Regions from separate parts of the Homo sapiens genome. Here region 1 is linked to region 2. A link is a loop called in an ENCODE intact Hi-C map of the cell type or tissue named here. Cell type or tissue: endothelial cell of umbilical vein. All regions are shown on one strand. Each heading gives the region's core, and the rest is flanking DNA. Links, peaks and the distances in the headings are about the cores only.

Evidence for each region. A loop is a pair of places that touch in the nucleus more often than their neighbours do. Peaks named below come from ENCODE experiments on the same cell type or tissue, not always from the same donor. Only the 100,000 strongest peaks of a DNase experiment are listed, where the experiment ranks them.
Region 1: it touches region 2 in a loop (3-fold over the local background); 6 of 110 quality-filtered maps call a loop at or near these places.

Annotation. Positions count from the first base shown.
Region 1 is chr1:186,570,326-186,581,183 of GRCh38, forward strand. It overlaps the pseudogene LOC100131939. Among named protein-coding and RNA genes, the nearest start is that of PTGS2, 100 kb to the right of the region's middle. In endothelial cell of umbilical vein, for the core only: no CTCF peak of the experiment used is centred there; DNase peaks (open chromatin) are centred at 4,846 and 5,306; H3K27ac peaks cover 858 bases.
Region 2 is chr1:186,494,037-186,504,894 of GRCh38, forward strand. No RefSeq gene overlaps it. Among named protein-coding and RNA genes, the nearest start is that of PDC, 38 kb to the left of the region's middle. In endothelial cell of umbilical vein, for the core only: no CTCF peak of the experiment used is centred there; DNase peaks (open chromatin) are centred at 4,815 and 5,125; H3K27ac peaks cover 1,421 bases.

The sequences.
Region 1 (10,858 bases), core at 3,221-8,220, 77 kb after region 2:
GTACAGTCAGTTTTTGCGTATTCAGCTATTGATTAGTCAACTTATAATATATGCTGTTTCTTTGATCATCATTTATTCTATTCTTCTTATCATGCCAAGAAGTCATTTCAACTAAACTGTAGTTAGATAAAGAAGGAAATAAAATGATAGAATGTAAATCAGTTTATTTCACTAATTATTTGTAGGTTTACCTTGTGGTTTCTTTGGTTTTGTTTTGTTTTCACTTGGTGAATCGTACATTTATTTCATTGGCTAATAACTGCCTCCCTTCCCAGCACCATTTCCAGCAATTTTTTTGGCTCTTTTTTTTTTCCAGGGAATCGCCTTTCTCTATCTCCTGCAGCATGAGAGTCATGCTGTTCCTGCAGTAAGATCCTGCCTCCTGGCCATAGGTGAAACCTGACTCAAGTTAGCTCAAAAAGAATATGATATTAGACTGTAAAAAAGAGAGAACAGTTACTTACTGAATTACTAAACCTCAACCTTGGGTGCTGTTGGGAGCCATGTTTTCTGTCGCATGGGCCTGAAAACAAGAAAAGTAAGGGGTAGTGGGGGGAGACAGAGAAAAAGAGGAAAGGGGAGAAGAAGGGAGGGGAGGATGAGAGGGAATAGTGAAGTAGTTTCACAGAGATAAGCAAAGATTAAAGCTGGGGAGAGACTCTTGACTGACTTAAATTTCCATCTCAGTTGCTCTTGAGGAAGCTGTATTCTGTCCTTGTGTTCAGTGAGACAATTTACTACTTACGCTATAGTCCCCTTTTTAATTCACTAGTCACTCAGTTTCAGTTACTATAACCAAAATAATTATACTTATTTCATCTAGACACAAATAATTTAATTGTTGGGTTAAATCATAGGCATTGTATCTAATTTATGATGTTCTGATAGCCATAGAAAATTCATATTTATTATTTATTTATTTATTTATTCATTTTCGAGATGGAGTCTCGCTCTTTTGCCCAGGTTGGAGTGCAGTGGTGCAGTCTTGGCTCACTGCAGCTTCCGCCTCCAGGGTTCAAGCAATACTCCTGCCTCAGCTTCCTGAGTAGCTGGGATTACAGGCTCCTGCAACCACGCCTGGCTAATTTTTTTTTTTTCTTCTATTTTTAGTAGAGACGGAGTTTCACCATGTTGGCCAGGCTGGTCTCGAACTCCTAACCTCAAGTGATCCACCTGCCTCAGTCTTCCAAAGTGCTAGGATTACAGGCGTGAGGCACTGCGCCTGGCCCATATTTATTTTTTAACCTGACATTTAATATATAAGTCCAGGTCCTTTAAATAGATTCAGTTTACAGAAAATCCTAAGTAAGCCATTGTTTTAAGGAAACTAATATTTTAAATCAATTAACACAAATATTAATTGACTATATACTTCTGAAAGATGTGTAACAGAGAAAGGGAAGGAGATATTCCAAGACAGTTAGTAGCATAATGAAAGGCAGGGAAATATAAAAGTGAATAGTATGCTCAGGAAATGATGGATGGGCTTTTTTAATGAGATATAAAAACCTTGAGTGATATGATGGTGGAAAGATTGGTTGGAAACAGATTGTAAAAGGCCATGAGCAATGGAAAGTTTTAGTAAAGGTTTTGAACCAGAAGAATGACACAAATTGATGTGGTTTTAGAGGTAATGTTGGGTTTACTGTGAAGAATACCTGAATGGGAAGATACTGGGCAAAACTCATTGTTGATTATTTGATAAACTATGAGTGGCCAAACTAGGGCTACAACAATAGAATTAACAAGAAGGCTTGTACTTCAGAGGTACTTTAGAGATACAATCAGCATAATGTAATAATTGATGTTAGAAGTTTGATGTTGGGAGTGAAATAAAAGTTGAAGTGTGAGGCCCTTAAACAGAGAAGTAGATGCATGACAATACTAATATGAGACAGGAAGGAAGAGAAGCTGGTTTTGAGCATGTCAGATTGACATGTTTTGAGACCACCCAGGTTTACATATACAAAAGGCAGTTAGGAATATGATAATGAATATTTTACCTGTAATAATCATGGCTAGAAAGAGAGACATAGAAATTATTACCTTTGTCTGAGAAACAGTGAAACTAGAAAGAAAAGCAGGAGAGATTGGCTTTGGCAAAGGCAAGGAAAAACAAAATTGCAATGATGGTGCCAGATATACAGCACCAAGGTCAAGCAAATGAAAATGTAAAAGGCCCAGTGGATCAGGCAATGAGGGCTTGTCGGTATGTTTTGCAAGAGTATACTCAGTGGCAGAGTGGAGGGGACACACTAGATCTCCTATGCTATATTTTGAGGAGCGTTTCCTCTTTCATATGATGTAGGAATCTTAGATTGTGGAGCCTATCTCTTGGATTCAGATATGTTTGTGTTCATCTGTAAGACTGGGACAGGAAGCCTCAAAGGAGTCATTTTCTATAAGTGACTGAGGAACCATTCAGAACAGAACTCATTCTGAGAGAAGAGTGTGAGTTAGTCCCAAGTTAAAGGGTCAGTGTCATAATGGAAGGGTAATTTTCAGGAAAGCTGGGGATGTGCTCCTCGGCTTGCCCCTTTATTTTACTGTTGTCCCCAGAGATTTGTGTCAGAGCCCCAAAAGAGGGGATAGTAAAAAAAGAGAGGGCGGGGGAGAGAGATTTAAGAACTTGAGACGACAAGGCAACCCTCCTTTCTATCCTATGCAACAGAGTATGGCAGTGCTGTGGGTTAAGGGAAATTTCTGCATTGTGTTTGCTTTTGGAGCAGGTTGAGTTGTGGAACAGACACAACACCTGGAAAAGAGAAGAAACAGGACAGAATGTCACACTCAGGGATAACACAACCGTAACCAAGGAGGTGAAGGGGAGAAAGCCTTGTGGTACCAGAGAGCCAATTGTGAAGCATAAATATGATAAACTCAGATGCCTTCAAGAACAAGTTGGGAGAATCTGGAATCCCAACATTTATGGCTGAGGGCCAAAGACAGAGAAATGCTATTTCATTATTATTTTTATGGCCTTTTTTCTATCTTTATTTTTTTCTGGAGAAATGCTCCACTGCTATATTTTTAAAAATTTAGATGTAGGCCAGGCGTGGTGGCTCACACCTATAATTCCAGTGCATTGGGAGGTTGAGGCAGGAGGATGACTTGAAGTCAAGAGATTGAGACCAGCCTGGGCAACATAGTGAGACTCTGTCTCTACAAAAATAAAAATAAAAAATTAGACTGGCATAGTGCTGTGTTCCTGTAGGCCTAGCTACTCAAGAGGTTGAGGCGGGAGGATTGCTTGAGCCCGGGAGTTGGAGGATGCAGTGAATTATGATTGCACAACTGCACTCCAGCCTGGCTGACAGAGTGAGACCATTTCACACACACACACACACACACAAAATCTGGATATATAATTATCTTCATAGACTCAACTTAAATAGAAAAGTGGATAATGTCACTTCCCTTTTAGCCAAATCAGGAGAGACTCATAATAAACAGTTAATGTATTTCCTAGAAATTTTACAGAAATTATAGCTTGGGTAAAAAAAAAATGGCTTTTTAAATCTATGTATTTTATTTCAGTGTTGCACTACAGAAAGTTTTATCTTTGCATTTAGCAGGTTCTTCTGTGTCTTTGGTGTTAGGTTGCACCATCATTGGGTGTCTCTATGAATAGTATTCTGTAAACAAATATTCAGTTGACATATTAATAACTTCTTTCGTGTCAGTAACTGTTTAATGAGCTTTACACATATTGTGTGATTAATTCCTTCAGCAACTCTGTAAAGAAAGCATTATTTCCATGTCAAGACTGAGAATTAAATGCGAAACCTTACTTAAAGCCACACTCTTAATAGTAGAGCAAGAATTTAACCTAAGTTTGTCTAACCCTTCACTGCTTTGCTGTACTGCAGTCACACAAGCCATTAAAAGTGTCTGAGGTACATAAAAATTTCAATGTTGCTACATTTTACTCTTTTTACTCTTCTGAGATAAGATTCTCTATCATTCTGATTTATTGGAAGCATCAAATTCTCCTTATCATTCAAGGAAACTACGTGGGCAACACTTCCACCCTTAAACCATGACTGCATCCCTTTCACTCTGTCCAGAGTTTTATAGTCTGAAATTTACCTCATCACACCTGCTTTTAATAATTATTCATCAGAGCTTTTCCTGAAAAAAAAAATACTCTGAATATGGATATCATTATGAGTTTTGTCATTTCCTCTCATGTTATTTTCAACAAGTTAGAGATGGCCTTATAATAATCAGTAATTGCAAGGCTTTGGATAAACCTCATGGCTATCATGCCAACACCATATAAATAATATGTTAAAATAATATAATGTATTTTTACTTTTGTGAAGAAAGCATTTCACTCTTCACAGCATTCTATCATATCCTGTTTTATGTGGATCTAGCAAAAGGTAAGGGTGTTTTTTTTTTTTTTTTTTGAGATGGAGTCTTGCTCTGTCACCCAGGCTGGAATGCAGTGGCAGGATCTTGGCTCACTGCAACCTCCCCATCCCAGGTTCGAGTGATTCTCCTGCCTCAGCCTCCTGAGTGGCTAGGACTAGAGACGTGCACCACCACATCTGGCTAATTTTTGTGTTTTTAGTAGAGATGGGGTTTCACCATGTTGGTCAGGCTTGAACCCCTGACCTCATGATCTGCCCACCTCAACCTCCCAAAGTGCTGGGATTACAGGCATGAACCACCACGCCCAGCCCAAAGGTTTCATATTAGCAAATTGTTAAACTTTAATAGTAAATGCTATCCTTATTTACATGACTCAGTTGAGGAAATGTTTAATGATGTTATACTCTGAATGTTAAGACTCTGGGGCTGGGTTAAATCAGGGAAGGAGATGAATTCCAGAGTGAAGCAAGGAAGCAGAAAAATAATAACATAAGAAAGATTATTATCACATTAGAAAATAATCTCTTTGTTGCTTTCCAAGGAGGAAGGAAAAGAATGGGGAATAAAAAAGAGGAATTTATAAACAGCTGCAAATAGTAATAAAAAAGCAAGGCACATAAGTAGTATCCCAGAAGCCACATTACTTCAACTTTGCAGAAAGTAGGAAATAAGGAGATAGGGAAAAGGGGAAGAAATCATGGTTTAGCATCCCAATTTTATTGTTAAATATAATTTTATCTTGGCCACTTCCTTTTTTAAAATGCTGTTGGATTACACAACATTAATTACAGGATTTCCTGAGTATTCAGAATGTGGTAAAACCTACTGTATTCTTAGCATTTTTTAGATGTGGCAAATATTTATTGGTTTTTTGGCTGCCTTATATCTTGTTCTACTTCTGACATGAGATTTGCTTTTAGTGAATTAACCTTTTCCCCTTGGATATAATCCAGCTGGACAGAAATCACATGATCTGTCCTAACTAAAGGTTCAGCAACTTTTGAAAACTGAACAAGTACTCACAGAGACTTCACTGTCTGGGCTATGTTCTTGGTGATAGAGTTTTAGCCTTAATTATAGTTAGGTATTTCACACAAATTGTGCCAATTAGATGTTATTACCTTGTAATTTGATCTCAAACAAAGTGACAAAGAGAATGTATTTATTTCATTGGTGATGTCTTAATGCTCTAACCAAGAAAGTTTTGTAGTTCTTATATTTTTGCCTTCAAAGATTTGTTTTGTTTCCTGTGTTTGTGCCAGCCTTTCTATAGATTCTGTATCTCCTATTGACCTTCCAATACATTCCCTATTGCTTAGTTAAAAACCTTGCTGATTAGCTATACAACCTTTACCCGCTTTCCTTATTACAACCCCGAAGTCTTCATTTCTCATTGTCTCCTCAGAGATGGTTTCTGTACCTAGCAACAAAGAACTCTAGCAGACATAGTAGACCTTCCAAATGTAGCTAAAGGGAAGCCAACTACTTATTTATTCAGCAAAAATATACGGAGTACTTACTGTATGCTGGACACTATTGCCAGACATTTGGGTGGTGAACAAGCAAATCTTGGCTTCAATTCTCAAAGAGCTTGTAGTCTTCCTGACATCATGGTGGCTAAGTGGTAATGTTAACATCCTGGGAAGAATTTGAAGCCAAGAACACAAAAAAAGAATGCATGTCAGGAGTTGAAGACCAACCTGGGCAACATGGTGAAACTCCTTCTCTCTCTTTTTTTTTTTTTGATGGAGTTTTGTTCTTTCGCCCAGGTTGGAGTGAAGTGGTGCCATCTTGGTTCACTGCAACCTCTGCCCCTGGGTTCAAGAGATTCTCCTGCCTCAGTCTCCTGAGTAGCTAGGATTATAGGTGTGCATCACCATGCCTGGCTAATTTTTAATAGAGGCAGAGTTTCACCATTTTGGCCAGGCTGGTCTCAAACTCCTGACCTCAGGTGATCTAACTGCCTCAGCCTCCCAAAGTGCCAGGATTACAGGCATGAGCCACTGCGCCCGGCCTGAAACCCCTTCTCTACTAAAAATACAAATTAGCTGGGCATGGTGGCATGGGCCTTTAGTGCCAGCTACCTGGGAAGCTGAGGTGGGAGGATCACTTGTGTCCAGGAGGCAGAGGTTGCAGTGAGTGGTGATTGCGCCGCTGCACTCCAGCCTGGGTGACATAGAGAGAGAGACCCTGAAAAAAAAAAAGAAAAAGAATGTGTGGGGAGTGACAGAGAGGAATTGAGATGTTTGTGAGGGTACAGTAAGGAAGGAAGGTAAAGGTCACATGAGTAATTAACAGAGTTTTGTTTTGTTTTTTAAATAGAGGAACCATATGTATAGGTGCTAATAAATATAGTTATGTATTTATATAGCTAATTATTTACCAAATCTGATCCAACTTTCTGTTGCTGATATCATTGCCTTAATTCAGGCTTTCCTTATTAAATATCTTGTTTATTAGCTTCCTCGAGTGCAGTGATACCATCAACCTTCACCCACTCTTCTCCTCACTACTCTTAGCCCAACATCCACAATACACTGCTTCCAGGATTGCCTTTCTACTCTGCAAGCTGTCTGTATCAGTCCCTGCTCAACATTTTTCAGTAGCTCTTCAATGCTTTTCTAATACATCTGGCATACAAAGGACTTTAATACCATGACATTTACCTGCTTATTTCAATTTCATACCTTGGCACTTTTCCCAGCACGCTTGCATTACATCACTTTGAAAGTAATTCAGGTAACTTGATCTAATCTTGTTTTCTCTGGCCTCCTTACTCTTTCAACTCTCTACTTCTGGATTAAAATTTGAGATTCAGTTGATTTTACTAATATTATATTGTGGTATCCATACCGTAGACTTGATAGGTTAAAGAAAATCTAAATTCTACATCCAAGAGGTAGAAATCCAAAGCAATATTTGTAGATGTTGACTTTGCTTTAATGCAGATGAAATGCTCAATTCTAAAATTAACCATTGTGAAGGCACAAGAGGAATTGTTCTGCTGTAGAGGCAGATCTGAGGCTTGGTAGCACTGTCCACTGTCCAAGGTGACATGTGCCAGGGCCAGGATAGGCACCCTTGTACCCAGGCCCCCACAGTGGTCGCCTGTGGCTCCTGGCCTTGCTCTGGCCATGAAGTTCAATGGTGGCAGCCAGGCTGGCGGTCCCAGCTCAGGTGGCTGGAGTGGAGCAGAGGATACAGAGGCACCCTTTGAACTGAGTGTTTCTCTATATTTGTTACAGGCCAGGACTGCCAAGGCAGGTTTTTCTTCCGAGAACATCCAGCCCTATGCTATGTGTAGTTTGATCTTGAGAGACATATTCCACTTGACTAAACACCCAGGAACACAACTCATTCAGACACTGTGCATGTGTGGGACATGTATGAAATAATTTTATTTCAGGGCAAAACTTCAACAGCACCAGAAACAGCAAATGGGAGAAAATTCTTCCAGAATCATTTTGGACAGGGAAGATCTGCACATTCAGTGAGTCACAGAAGCCCTTTACCTGCAACATGGTGTAGGTAAGGGAGGTTAGGGAAGACTTTCAGGGCACCTTGGGCTATCCCCAGCAGCAGACCACTCACAATGGGGAGAAATCAGTCATAATCATCTAGTTCACGGCCTACTTTTACAGTGGAAAAGTCATTCTACATGGGGATAGTGCCTTTAGCTGCAAACACACACTTGCTCAGGAGCAGGATGTCCACCCTGGAAGACGGCATTTTGTGTGCAGTAGACGTGGGAAGGAATTCAGCTACAAATCCTCACTCATGCATCACAGAGTCAACAATGGTGAAAGCCTTTATGTGTGTAGCAAATGTGGAAAATCCTTCAGACAAAGCTCCACCTTCAGTCAACACTGGAGAAATCATACTGGCACAAGGTGTTAACAAGTGCAGAGAATATGGGAAATCTTTTACCCAAAGAAATCTCCTTGCTGAAAACCACAAAGTTCACACAGGAGCACAACCTCATGAGTGCTGTGAATGTGGCACATCTCACCATAGTTCTAACCTCAGCGAACATTGGACAGTTCACACTTGAGAAAAGCCCTTTGAATGCAGTGAATGTAGGAAATCCTGTAGAGAAGGTACTGGTCTCTTTCAACTACCAGAATGTTCACACAGGTGTTAAGCCTGTTGAGGGAGGGGAATGTGAGAAATCATTTAGAGGAAAATATGACCTCATGAGTCACTAGAGAGAGAAAGACCTTATGACTGTGGTGAATGTGGGAAATCTTTTACCTGTGCCTCTACCTTCCATTGCCATCAGAGAGCCCTCACTGGAGACAGGCCTTACGAGTGTAGTGAAAGCAGAAAGTCTTCTATCACTAGATCAACACTAAGTTGACATGAGAAAGTACATCCTGGAGAAAGCCTTTATGAGTGTAGTGAATGCGCGAAATCCATTACCCAAAGGAATCACTTCAGTACACACCTGCCAAATCACATAACAGAAAGGCCTTAGATGTGTAGGATATGTGCACTTTCCTGTTCAGTGCGGCAACCCTGGAGGAAAGTCTCCATGAGGAGGCTTCAGCCTGAATTGAATCTCATACATCCAAATGTTCACAGTGGGGAGATACCCTATACGTTTCAGTTATGTGAGTAGCAATGTGTAGCTATGTTGTACTTTATAACCTACCCCAAACTATTGCCAGAGTTATGGCCAAGCCCATTTTACCTCCACCATCTGGTAGAACCACAAAGTATGCATCAGTCACCACCCCCAATATGCTCAAGAAAGCTGACCTTTGTGCCCTCCCATTTGATTGATGGCAGTAGGAGTACTGAGCCCTTAGGGGCTTCTCATTCCCATCTCTGTGACTAGACAGGGCATGGAACTGACCAATTTTTGGCCCAGAGAACAGCATTATCTGTTTGGCTGGCAGGTTTCAAGGAAGGACTACCTTTTCAAGGACATGTTGGTTTCCCATGATGCTTGTTTATGATGAATTTTTTCCAGCTCCCAAGTTCCCAACCCAAGAACTGCCAGCTGCACATTGTTTTGGTGTGGACAATAATGAAAGCCTTACTATGTAAGTCATCTTCAATCTCTAGGCTCTATTCATTGCTTAGGTGATTTTTTTGAATGTGAAACTTTTAATTTCTGAATATCTCTTAAAATTTGTATTTTGGGGCTAGAATATACAAAAATAACATTTATTTAAATAGAATTAACACCTAAAGTTCAGACACTTTTAACAAGTTGTAATAAAACAATAAACTTATAAGAAAATGTATACATTTTAAAATTTTTCTTGAATGAATTACTCTGGGAGGAAAATTTTTGTCCCAGAAAATGCAGAATTCTGCACTGTAGAATACATATTTACAAAAGATAACTAGTAGTGAATTCACAAATGTTTTAAGTTCCTATAGCCTTGATAAATATAAAACCCAAGTAAGCACAAAATATCTATAAAGATGAGTGCAAGCTAGACATTGATTGCAAGAAGGATATTATAAATAAGTCACACTAGAAAACAGAAAGACATCTGATCTTATAACCTCAGTCATGGTTTTTTGCATAAGTGATAAAAATATAAAAAATAATCCCCATAATACTTTACTATTATAGAACTTCTTCTAATAGCTTACCATTGTTAACTGTTCTTTTTTGTTGATGAATAATTTTACTATGATTCAGTGGGATTGTGTATACTCATTTTAATCTAGTAAATAATGAATAGCGGCTGTGATTTACAAAAGAATATACTGAACTGAATGAAGATGGGCACTGTTTAACACCTGTCACCAGGTGGTAAGATAATTGCTGGCTCTCTTATTCAATAGTATGTGAAGCAATATGTTGGAATTTTAGATTTGATGATGACGGCACTTCCATTTCCATCATGCTGCTCCAGCTTTTGTAATTCACTAGCAACTGGCTCTTTGAATTTATTATCCATTAGTTTCTTGGAAGGACTTGTAAGCAGTAATTTCAGGTGATCATTTAGAGAAGGACTAACCAATGACACTTAGGTGTACCATTACGTTCAATCCTCTTTCAAACCTTCATCATCTGAATGGACCAGCAATTATTTTATCACAGAAATCAGTCTAGGCAGCAAAGGCACAGCAGTTTTTTTCAGGACGACATTTGAACAAAAGTAATTCGCTAAAACCTTCCTTTGGCACAAAGGTATATGGATGTTTATCTCTTACATCTTCAGCTAAAATAACTAAGAAGAGCCTCCAATGCAAGATTTTCTGGAGACAGTCCCACTGTAATCTGTGTTTTACTGAATGATGTGCCAATCTGCATGGAACAGCTCCTTTAGAGTAAATAGCTTCCAATGCAGAAGGGGCTCATGACTGTTCACCAAATAGGTTAATTATTTTAGGAATAAGTTTATCACTTAGTTGAGCATAAGCTTTTCTTGCAGACTGTGGAGAAGTATTTGAAAATAAAAATGTACTTTGGTGAACTGTAGTCCTGTGTTTTATTCATGTGCTTGGTGATTTCCTTTGA
Region 2 (10,858 bases), core at 2,892-7,891:
AGAATTTTGGCCATTCTTTTGCCTTCTTTCCCATAGGACTTTTTATTCAACACGATGTTATTATTTTTTGGTCCTCTAATTTTCCTTGAGTTGTTATTTATGTGTGTGTGTGTGTGTGTGTGTGTGTGTATGTGTATGAAACAAATATCTATGAAATATATATTTGTATTTATATGTATATAAATATGCATATAAATGTATATAAATACACACACATGCATATATTCTCCCTTATATGTAGTGCTACCAAGGATAAAAGCCAAATCTTTGGTTTCATTTGTTCTATTTATTCAGGGGATAAAAACATAGTTTCGCTGATAAGAGAAGCAAGCCATCTCTATTTCTTTACATCCAGTGTCAAATTTTCTTTTTCTTCTTTTTTCTTTTTTTTTTTTTTTGAGACAGGGTCTCACTCTTTCACCCAGGTTGGAGCGCAATGGTGTGATCTCAGCTCACTGCAACCTCCACCTCCCTGGCTCAAGCAATCCTCCCACCTCAGCCTCCCAAGTAGCTGGCACCACAGGTACATGCCGCCATCCCCAGCTAATTTTTTGTATTTTTTGTAGAGATGGGGTCTCGACATGTTGCCCAGGCTGGTCTCAAACTCCCCAGCTCAGGTGATCCACCCACCTTGGCCTCCCAAACTGCTGGGATTACAAGCATGAACTGGAGTGCCTAGCCTCCAGTGTTAAATTTCCAACAATGCATGCCCATTAGAATAGAATGGCGTGCTGTGTTAGAAATCTGTGAAATGAGAGGGGAAAAGAATCTACTGGACAACTCATCATGTTCTGAAACCGGTAGTAGTAGTAGTAGTAGAATCAAGTACGGCTAGTGTAGTTATGCCAAAGGGGACTGATTTCTGGGGAGGCAGTGTTGGGCTGAGTGATCTCAGGATCCTGATCTAGGATCCTGATCTAGGATCCAGGGTCATGATGACCACAGGAACCCCCACAAGTTGGGGGTTGAAATGCATGCTTGTTGAGACAAACTAGTTCAGAGAACACTCATTTCTGTCCTCCCTGAACTTAAGGTGGTTGTTTTTTCCAATATTTGTGAAACCTAAGTAAGGGCCCACAAGGTTTCTTTGATGGGTACTTCCTCCTTACTTTTGTAGGTGTGTTCATGTTTCTAGCATAGGTATTTTTAAAGCAGTCTCAAAAGCCATGAGTTAAGTATGTTGGAATGTCTAGCTTTGGTGGAACTTTGTGAACCAAGGTTTTATAGGGCTGCTACCAAAATTGGAGTTTCTACTTCCCAGAAAACATTTTAACTCCTTAAAGCTTTACTCTCTTATACTAATTTTCTTTCTCTGATAGTAGTTGGCATTTAGTAGATGCTAAATACTTGTTGAAATAAATATAAATTTGCCTCTTTTGAATTTATTATACCTTGAATTAATTCAAAATTATTTTTGTAAAATATTCTCTAATAACATGAATTGAAAATGAGGTGATGAAAGCTGTCATCGGACTCATTTCCTGGGCATTGTAGTCCAACAGCAGGATTATGCGTTTTTCTTTGTACTGCTTCCAAAACATTGTAGAATTATCCAGATCAAGGATTTTTTCTTGGACTTTGGTCATCCTTTACTTTCCCAAATCTAATCTTTAGGTATGTGAATGATACCTGCAAAGCTTAACAGATCTTTGTGAAGTAGAAGCCTAGATAATAAGTGCTTTGGGGAAACATGATGGGTTTTTTTCTTTCAAAAATTTTTTTTTATCTTCTACTATCATAAAACAGATGTGGCATTTAAGAATTCCTTAGATTCAAGCTTTTAGGCTTTGTAAATTAATTATTATTTTATCCACTTGATTAATATAACAACTTACATAGTAAGCCTCCTTATTTAACTGAGAAAAACTAAAAGCAAAGCTAGACAAGCAAAACAGTTAAATTGGTTCCATGAACTATGGGAAACCAGTGCATCACTTTTTAGAATAAGTCATAGGTCAATGGAGAACATCCAAAAATCATTAATTGACTGGATCAGGAGCAACAGGGCAGCCAGAACCTCCCTTATGTGAGGTTTTACCTGCTCCCATATTTCTTGAAAGGGAGATAGGAAAAGAAGGAGTGAAGAACTGGCAAGGAGAAGGTGAAAGGAGGAAAATGGACTTGGTTCAGACTTCATGCTATTTCCTATTCGGAAGAAAGAAACTAAATTCTGCAACTGCCTTTTGTGTCCTTAGGAGACCTTAGGATATCATGTAGACCTCCAGGAATGAGGTAATGAGGCATAAGATTTCTCTTCTTTAGAATCTTGTTCACATTATGACTGGAAAATTTTACTTCACACACACCTACACACATACACATCTATGCACATAAATATACATACTCCTATATCTATATGTACAAATGCACACACATTTACACCTACATATACATACACAAACATATGTTATTCTCCCCCAATCCCTAATCCCCAAGCCCACAAAGAGTCTTGTTCTTGCCATGCCAAACCATCTTCCCTGCTTATAAGAGAAAGGAGAGCAGTTCTTTCTATTGTAGAAATGTGTCTGATACACATTACATTCTGCATCAGCATCATATTTAGTTGTTCTACTAGCTCTAGTAGATTTCAAGGCCATGATTTTATATTATTGAATTGTCAGCATTTAAAATATTTAATTCTGCTTCCCTTTCACAATTATCGACTATATTCCCTTGGACTTGGAATGATGATATAACTTACAGGACAGGATTTGCCTGTTTGCTTCATCTTGACTCTTAACCCTTTTCTTTTTTTTTTTTTTTTTTTTTGAGACAGGGTCTTACTCTTACCAGGTTAGAGTGCAGTGGTGCAATCTCGGCTCACTGCAACCTGCGCCTGCAAAGTTCAAGTGATTTTTGTGCCTCAGCCTCCCGAGTAGCTGAGATTACAGGTGTGTGCCACCATGCCCAGCTAATTTTTGTATTTTCAGTAGAGACAGGGTTTTGCCATGTTGGCCAGGCTGGTCTCTAACTCCTGGGCTCAAGTGATCTGCCTGCTTCAGCCTCCCAAAGTGCTGGGATTATAGGAGTGAGCCACTGTGCCGGCGTTGACTCTTTTTATTTATTTATTTATTTATTTATTTATTTATTTATTTATTTATTTTTTGAGAGAGTTTCACTCTATCTCCCAGGCTGGAATGCAGTGGCAGGATCTCAGCTCACTGCAACCTCCGCCTCCAGGTTTCAAGTGATTCTCATGCCTCAGGCTCCCGAGTAGCTGGGATGACAGGCGCCTGCCACCACACTGGCTAATTTTTGTATTTTTATTAGAGACGGGGTTTTGCCACATTGGCCGGGCTGGTCTTGAACTCCTGACCTCAGGGGATCCGCTTGCTTAGGCCTCCCAAAGTGCTGGGATTACAGGTACGAGCCATGGCACCTGGCCTCTTATTCTTATATTAAACAGAAGCATAAGAAATTGCCATTTTCATAAGTTAAAACTGGTAAAAAAAAAAATAGCAATTTCATATGGTTAAATTCAAATATTACATTAATTTTCATTTAGTGGTATTATTTTGATCACTTATATTATTAAATTTCTTAGATATTTTGTTTCTTTGCCTTAATCATTTCCCCCCGATAAAAGCTTGGGTTTTTTTTTTTCTAAATATCATCTGTTGTTGATGAAGCCACTAGGTACAGATAAAAGAGGAGGAGATTTATTTCTTAATCTCTGTCTTTTTGGACAAGGTCTGGATAATCTTTTCCTTCTTGGCCTGTAGCTGCTTCTTAAAGCACTAGTGGCCTCAGCATAGTCATTTTATGAGACCATTTTCTGTGGTTTATAACAGACCTGAAACTGGGTAATTTATAAAGAAAAGAAATGTATTTCTGACAGTTATGAAACCTGAGAAGTCCAAGGTTGAGAGAGTGCATCTGTTGAGCGCCTTCTTTCTGGTGGGTACCATGAAGAATCCCGAGCATCACATGGCAATAGGGAGGCATGTGCTAATGCGCTTGCTGTGATCTCTCTTCCTTTTCTTTGAAAGCCTCCAGCTCCTCCCCCATGATAACTCACTAATTCATTAATCCATGAATGCATTAATCTATTCATGAGGAAAGAGCCCTCATGATCCAGTAACCTCTTACAGGTCGTACCTTTCAACACTGTCACATTGCGGATTAAGTTTCCAACACATGAAATTTGGGAGACACAGTCCAACTACAGCGGTCATCCAGGAGCCTCTTGTGAACCCTACCTGCTTTTTCAGCCTGGGGAACGTGTTTCATGAGAATCTTGTTTGTAAATATTTGTTCATCTCTTGGTATGTGCCATGTTACCTAAAGCCATTTGTTTTCTTCAGTCACAAGCTTGCAGATAATGAGCTCATTTTTTTTTTAAATCAGGTTAAAAATTTGCTGATAGAAGTTGGTGTTGGTGATATTACCATTTTCTTTGGAGTCTAGCCATACCTTTTTCTTGCTATAGCAAAGGACTCCTTGAGAGTGAGCCTTTTCTAAAACTTGAGTACTTGACCTCTGGGAACTGCTATTTCATATCTCACGCCTGCCACCCCTATCACTACAATAGGTCCAGTCTCAGGCACCTTTTTCCCAACTAGTTTTAACAGAATATGAAGTGCTTTGCTGAATCCAGAAAAAGACAGACTATTTTGTGGAATAATAACATCTCTTAGGGTGAGATGGCTTATTTTATATGTCAACTTGCTGTGCCACAGTACTCAGATATGTAGTCACAAATTATTCTGGATATTTCTATAAGGGTGTTTTGGGATGAGATTAATGTTTAAGTTTGTGAACTTTGAGTAAAGCAGATTGCCCTCCATGATAAAGGTGGCCCATATCTAATCAGTTGTTGGCGTGAATAGAACATATGACTCACCTCCCCTGAGCAAGATGGAATTCTGCAAGTAGCTACTTTTATATTTGAACTACAATACTGGCTCCCTCCTAAGTCTTTAGCTTGATGGCCTTTGGACTTGAATTGTAGCACTGGCCCTTCTCTGGGTCTCTACTGGCCCGCCCTGTAGATTTTGGGCTTTTAGCCTCTATTCTCAGTGAGCCAATTCCTTAAAAATAAATCTCTTTATATATAAAATAAATCTATCTATCTGTCTATCTATCTATCTATGGTACACACCACACACACACACACACACACACACATTCTATTAGTTCTGTTCCTCTGACAAACCCTGACTAATAATACACAGGGGATGAAAACTAATGTTTATTTAGTGCAGGATACGTGTCAGGCATTCTATACATATTAACTCAGAATCCCCTAGACAACTCTCGGGGTAACAGATGCAAAAAGGTTAAGGAACTTGCCCCAAAGCATCCACTTAATGACAGACCCTGGTTTGAATTAAGGTTTGTATTATTCTAAAGTGTCTTCAACTACATGACCCTGCATGAAAGAAATGCATTTGATAAGTGAATACTTCCTGTGTTCTTATAATAACCTAATAACATAAGGAAGCTATAAAACTCTCTTTTGTTAAGGACCATATTACTCTCTCCTTTTCTCACTTTCTAGCAAACAACTATCTTTTTTTGGTGGTGGTGTTGATTAGCATCTATTCTTCTTTCTAGTAGAACTGATTTAGTTGAGGATTTACCTTTCTCCCATTGTGTATAATTGTGTTAGGAGGGAATTTCAGGCCCACCTCTGCCTGTAACTTTAATGGGTCAGAACAATTCTTTCCCACTTCTTTGAAATGCTAGTTGGTAAGCTTGTGATTTAAGCTCCACTAATTGGAAAGTTTTCCCCAAGGCTTTGAGGTCTGAGCAAGTGATACAAGGACAGAGAGAACAGCCAAAAGTCTTTCATGAAAGCAACCGCTATTGCAGCTCTAAGATAGTTATTATCTCCTGCTTCTTTTTCCCTTGTCTTCCAGAGTTCCCTTGGTTTCTTTCCCATATCAATTCTGGTCCCCTAACTTCCTGTCTTCTCTGAGAGGCCCATATCCTTCTAATAGACTCTCTTTTGTTTACAGTAAAGTCAGTTTCTGCTGCTTTTAAGCAAGGGACATCGTGATGAGGAATCTCAGGACAAAGATCCTGAGGGAAGGGTGAGATATCAAATATGATGCCCTGTGATAATGAGGCTAGGCGAGTTATCACCTACAGTCACTTGGGAAAAAATATCTAAAAGATAAAGTTTGAAGGCTTAGACTAGTTCTACCATGAAATAACATAATGGTTGTGAGGAATTCAAAAACAGCAGTGTAAGGAGGCTCCTTCTGATGGCATTGGAAGAATAAAAGCAAAAAAAATGATAAGCCCAAGATATTAAAATATCATTTTAAAAAATGGATGTAAACGTAGGGACTTTATGTAAAGTTGTTGAAAATATCTCCTATATCTTGTACATACTGAACTGAGAGAGCCAAGATTTAAACTCAGTGTTTAATCACCAGTTGAATTCACAGTCATATCAGTCAGGATGAGCTGGGTTACACTGTAGTAACAAAATAACTCCATGATGTCAGTGGCTTAAAACTTAAGAATTTATTTCTCACTTGTACTGCGTATCCATTGCAGGTTGGTTGGCAGTTCTGCTCTGCATCATCCTTACTGCAGGACCCAGCCTGGTGCAGCAGTGACTATCTGGGGCATTGCTGGTCATTGTGGCAAAGGGAAAGAAAGGAAGTGTGAGGAATTGTGCACTGGCTCTTAAGGCATCTAAAGGAAGTGAGAGAGGTCACATTTGCTCATATATCTTTGGCTAAAGCAAGTCATATGTACTTTAGTAATTTCAAGGGGGCAAGAATGTACAATTCCATCCGGTATAAGAATTGAAAATTTTTGGTGCACAGCAAAAATGACTACTATCAGAATTTGCTATATTTCTTACATGAAAGTTAGTGCATCAATTAGGAAAAAGTAAACCCGAGGCATCAGAGTAATTCAAACCCCCAAACCCCTCTAAGTCCCCACTGAGCCTTTCTTGACAGAAAATGACACTTCTTTGTTATTCAGAAAGCTAGTTTGTTTTCATGCTGGTACATGCCCATGTAGCTTCATCTGAGGGAGTTCACATTGAGAAAAAAGTCAACAGTCTTGCTCATGCCCCACATATTTTCATCCATAAATCATTAATTAGAATTATACCCTGACATGCCCCAGAGTCCAAAATCAATCTTGGAAAATGAAATTTTGCACAACAAAAGAATGGCAAGCAGGAAAATGCCAATGTTTGTTAATCCTAAAGTGGAAAATATATGTGGGAATAGATTTTATGGACGCTTGGCCAAGGAGAGTGCAGCATGATTTTAGTTTTACTGAATTTGTCAATGTGGTTAATGTACCAGAGATTCTGTATAAAATAGACTAGCTAAGTTGATTGTAACAGTTATTTTTGTCTTAGTTAACACACACACACAAATTGAAACATGCAAATGCATTCAGGTGTCAAAGAAAGTTGACATGTTAGAATAATAGAAATGTTTAACTTTAGAAATTATAGACATAGTCAAATCTAAAGGGTCTAGAGGATAGCCTATTCAGCAAACACCTGAAATACATATTGAAGAAAACACAAGTATCTTTAAAACAACTGTTTGAATACATCTGTTTAAAATACTGTTCTCTCTAGTCCAGAAATTCTGTTATGAAATACTTAATTTACAGTGAGCAGTACCATGGGAGTGGGACAGAGCAGGCAAGACCTTCACATCACAGGCAGTGGTTTGGCATGATCATCAGACTGGCCTGCCTGGAAAAACTATCTGCCTCCTTCTAATTGATTGTGGATGAGTTCCCTAGGAAAAAATTGGGAGTAGAGCAACCACATAACATAAAAGAAACAAAAACTCCAGGTCTAACAAACAAGCCTTAAGCCATGAAAAGAAAAAAGTCGTGATCAGATCCCTTAGCCAATTCCTAAAATTACTTGTTTACAGGATCAGATTCCCTTGAATGAAAGGAAGGCCAGACAACCTTGATACTAGATTCTGCTGTAACACTAAGAGAACATCTGGAAGATGTCAAGGTATCCCCACCAAAGGGAAAAACAATTTACAATACTTTGGGCCTTGTACCACTGAGAAAGAGTCCCAACACTTGATATGCCTTGGAATGAGCATATACCCACCTGTGTATCCTGCTTTTGCCATTTGCCAGGTGACTGGAAAGACTTCTGGTTTTGATTGAGGCCCATGGCAAGAAAAGATGCCCTAGCCAAAAAAAAGCATAACATGGTACTGAGCTATTAGTAACATATGCTCATGGCTAGAACAGAGCTAAGAGTGAAAAGAGGAAATGAGTGGGTTATAAACAGTGTAAGACAGTATGAACAATTACATGTGCATATAATTTTTTTTTCTGGAAACACTGGCAGAAATCTCCCCATATTAGAAGATTGGAAGCACATGTTCTCTAAATTGGGAGTTCATAAGAATAATGACCTTAATTCCTGAATTTTTTTCTGATGAATGGAGAATTAGAGCCATTTGTCTACTCTGAAATAGAAAAGTCCATTAAAAGGAGAGGCTGAATATAGTGGTTTGAACTTTTCAATAGTCCCACAATTCCATGTAACTTTCATACAAGTTTTAGCTTATCATCTTGTCTGTTTCCAGCTAGTAAATTCTGTTACTAAGTGTGAATGTTCAGGTATAAAAATTCCTTTATCTTGGGATATTACGTTCTCAATATAGATCACTAGTGTGGTGCACATAGAAATGCCTTTAGCTTAATGTTTCACAATTCTTAACTGTTCAGTTTAGTTATTGTTTTAGCTATATTTGAGATTTTACTGAGTTTATTTGTATTTTTCTGATGTATCATTGTTAATTTAGGGTTTTTCTAGTTACTTTTTGAGCCATAGGATATACTTTTGGCTCATTAGGCATTCATGTCCATTCTCTTTTTTGGTCACAATGTTTTTTTTTTTTTTTTGCATTGAATTATTCCCTTTAACATTTAAAAAAGTTACATGGGTTATCCTGTTATTTAGGGTATGTAAGATATGTAAGTAGCATATATAATTTTTCTTATTAAACATTAATGACATTTTAATTAAAATAGAAGTAACAAAGATTTTTGTCTCAATGTATAGCAGTGATATTTTATTCATATTTACAATGAAAAGTAATGTCGAATTTATCAGACTCTATGACAGAAATATTTCTGGGAAAACAATGGTAGGATTTCTGAGACATTATTTTAAGGACAGTTAACCTGGACTTTTTGTTTTTGTTTGTTTTGCTTTTAAGAGACAATGATCATGTGTATCGGAGGGAGTAATAGTATGTTGTTGATGTGTGGGTGTTTTATGATCATGCTTCACTTGAATTCTCTTCCCTGTTTCATTCCACTTCTTGGAATTCTTCTATTTACTTATGAGAAGAGTGAGTTTCTAAGAGCTATTTTGAGAAGGGCGATGAATGAGTGTGGAATGAATCAAGGGTAATTGACATGCTTGGCATATAAGTTTGTAGAGACAAAACTTTCATTCCAGACAAATGACCAGGTTTGCCATATGAAGTGGACAGCAGATAGTATACTGTCATTAGCAAAGGTTTACTTTCAATACATAAGATGCCATGGAAGGCACAAGAGAGAAGGATTTATATAATTTTAAAAAGGAAAAATATATCTAGATGGACTATGTAAACAATGACTATAAGCAAAGCACAGGGATTTGAATCCTCAGGATGAAAGGGGGAGGAACAGAAGCCTTCAGTATGAACTGGCTTCACGTCAGAGCATCTAAGACAATCAACGATTTCTCACTGAAGATTAACCTCGTTAGCATTTCTCATGCCATTTTATTCAGAAAAGTTTGTCTACTCAAATTTGACTCACATCGTAAATTCTCTGCCTTTTAACTCACCTAAGCTTCAGTATTTGCAGGGTCTGAGAATGGGGAAAGGGAACTAGGTAGGCAAAACTAGAAACTTTACCCATCAGGTAACCATTCATTCATTCATTCAATATTTATTGAGCATTCCCCTCATTTCCAGTGTTGTGCTCATTGCTGGACAGCCAGAAGTGAACAAGCCACACTCATCTCTGCCCTCCTGGAAGTCAGACAAATAGTACTTTACAATAATTTAATTATAAGTCAGATTAATGTTCAAAAATACAGATGTTGGGTTGCTTGGAAACAGTGGAATCTATCCTAGAAGTTCAGGGCCATCTGCAGGGAGTAAAATATATATTAAGAGCTGAATGGGGAGTTAGACTTAGGCAGGTAAAGAGTAGAAGGGGAGGGGTAGTCAAGGGCAGTGGAGGGAGGAGGGCCAATGAGTTTTAAGGAGAGGAAACATATGTAAGACATAAGACTAGAAAGCACAATGAGTGTAAAGAAAGAATGAAGATCCATATTACTGGCACATCACATTTGAGGGAACTAGTGGTAGGAGCTGAGTCTGGATAGGAAGGCAAGGTCCAGATCAAGGAGGGCTTTATAAGCCAAGTCAAAGAATTTGCACCTTATTTAAAGGCTGTGAAAGACCATTGAAGGGTACACGTTAGGTAGTGGGGCAGAAGGATACTAGATTGAGGTCAGAAAGAAGGCTCTGGCTACAATATGTAGAACAGGCTTGGAGAACATTTAGACTGACCAAACTTAAATCCACTTAATTTCAAGGCAAAGCTCACCTGGGAAAGGTTGGAATCCCTTGCAGAGCCCTATAAATTTCTCCAAGTTCAGAGTGGCAGAATTGAGGGTGAGGATGGGTCATGAGGAACTGGGAGGCAGCAAAACGCAGTGCTTCAGATAGGATCTCCCTATATGTTGTTTGCTTATTTTCTCTTGCTGCTTTCAGGATCCTCCCTTTGTCTTTGACCTTTGTGAGTCTGATTATAATATACCTTCATTTATTCTTATTTGGGTTGATTCTGATTGATTGACCTTCCTGTGCTTAAATATTTATATCTTTCTGTT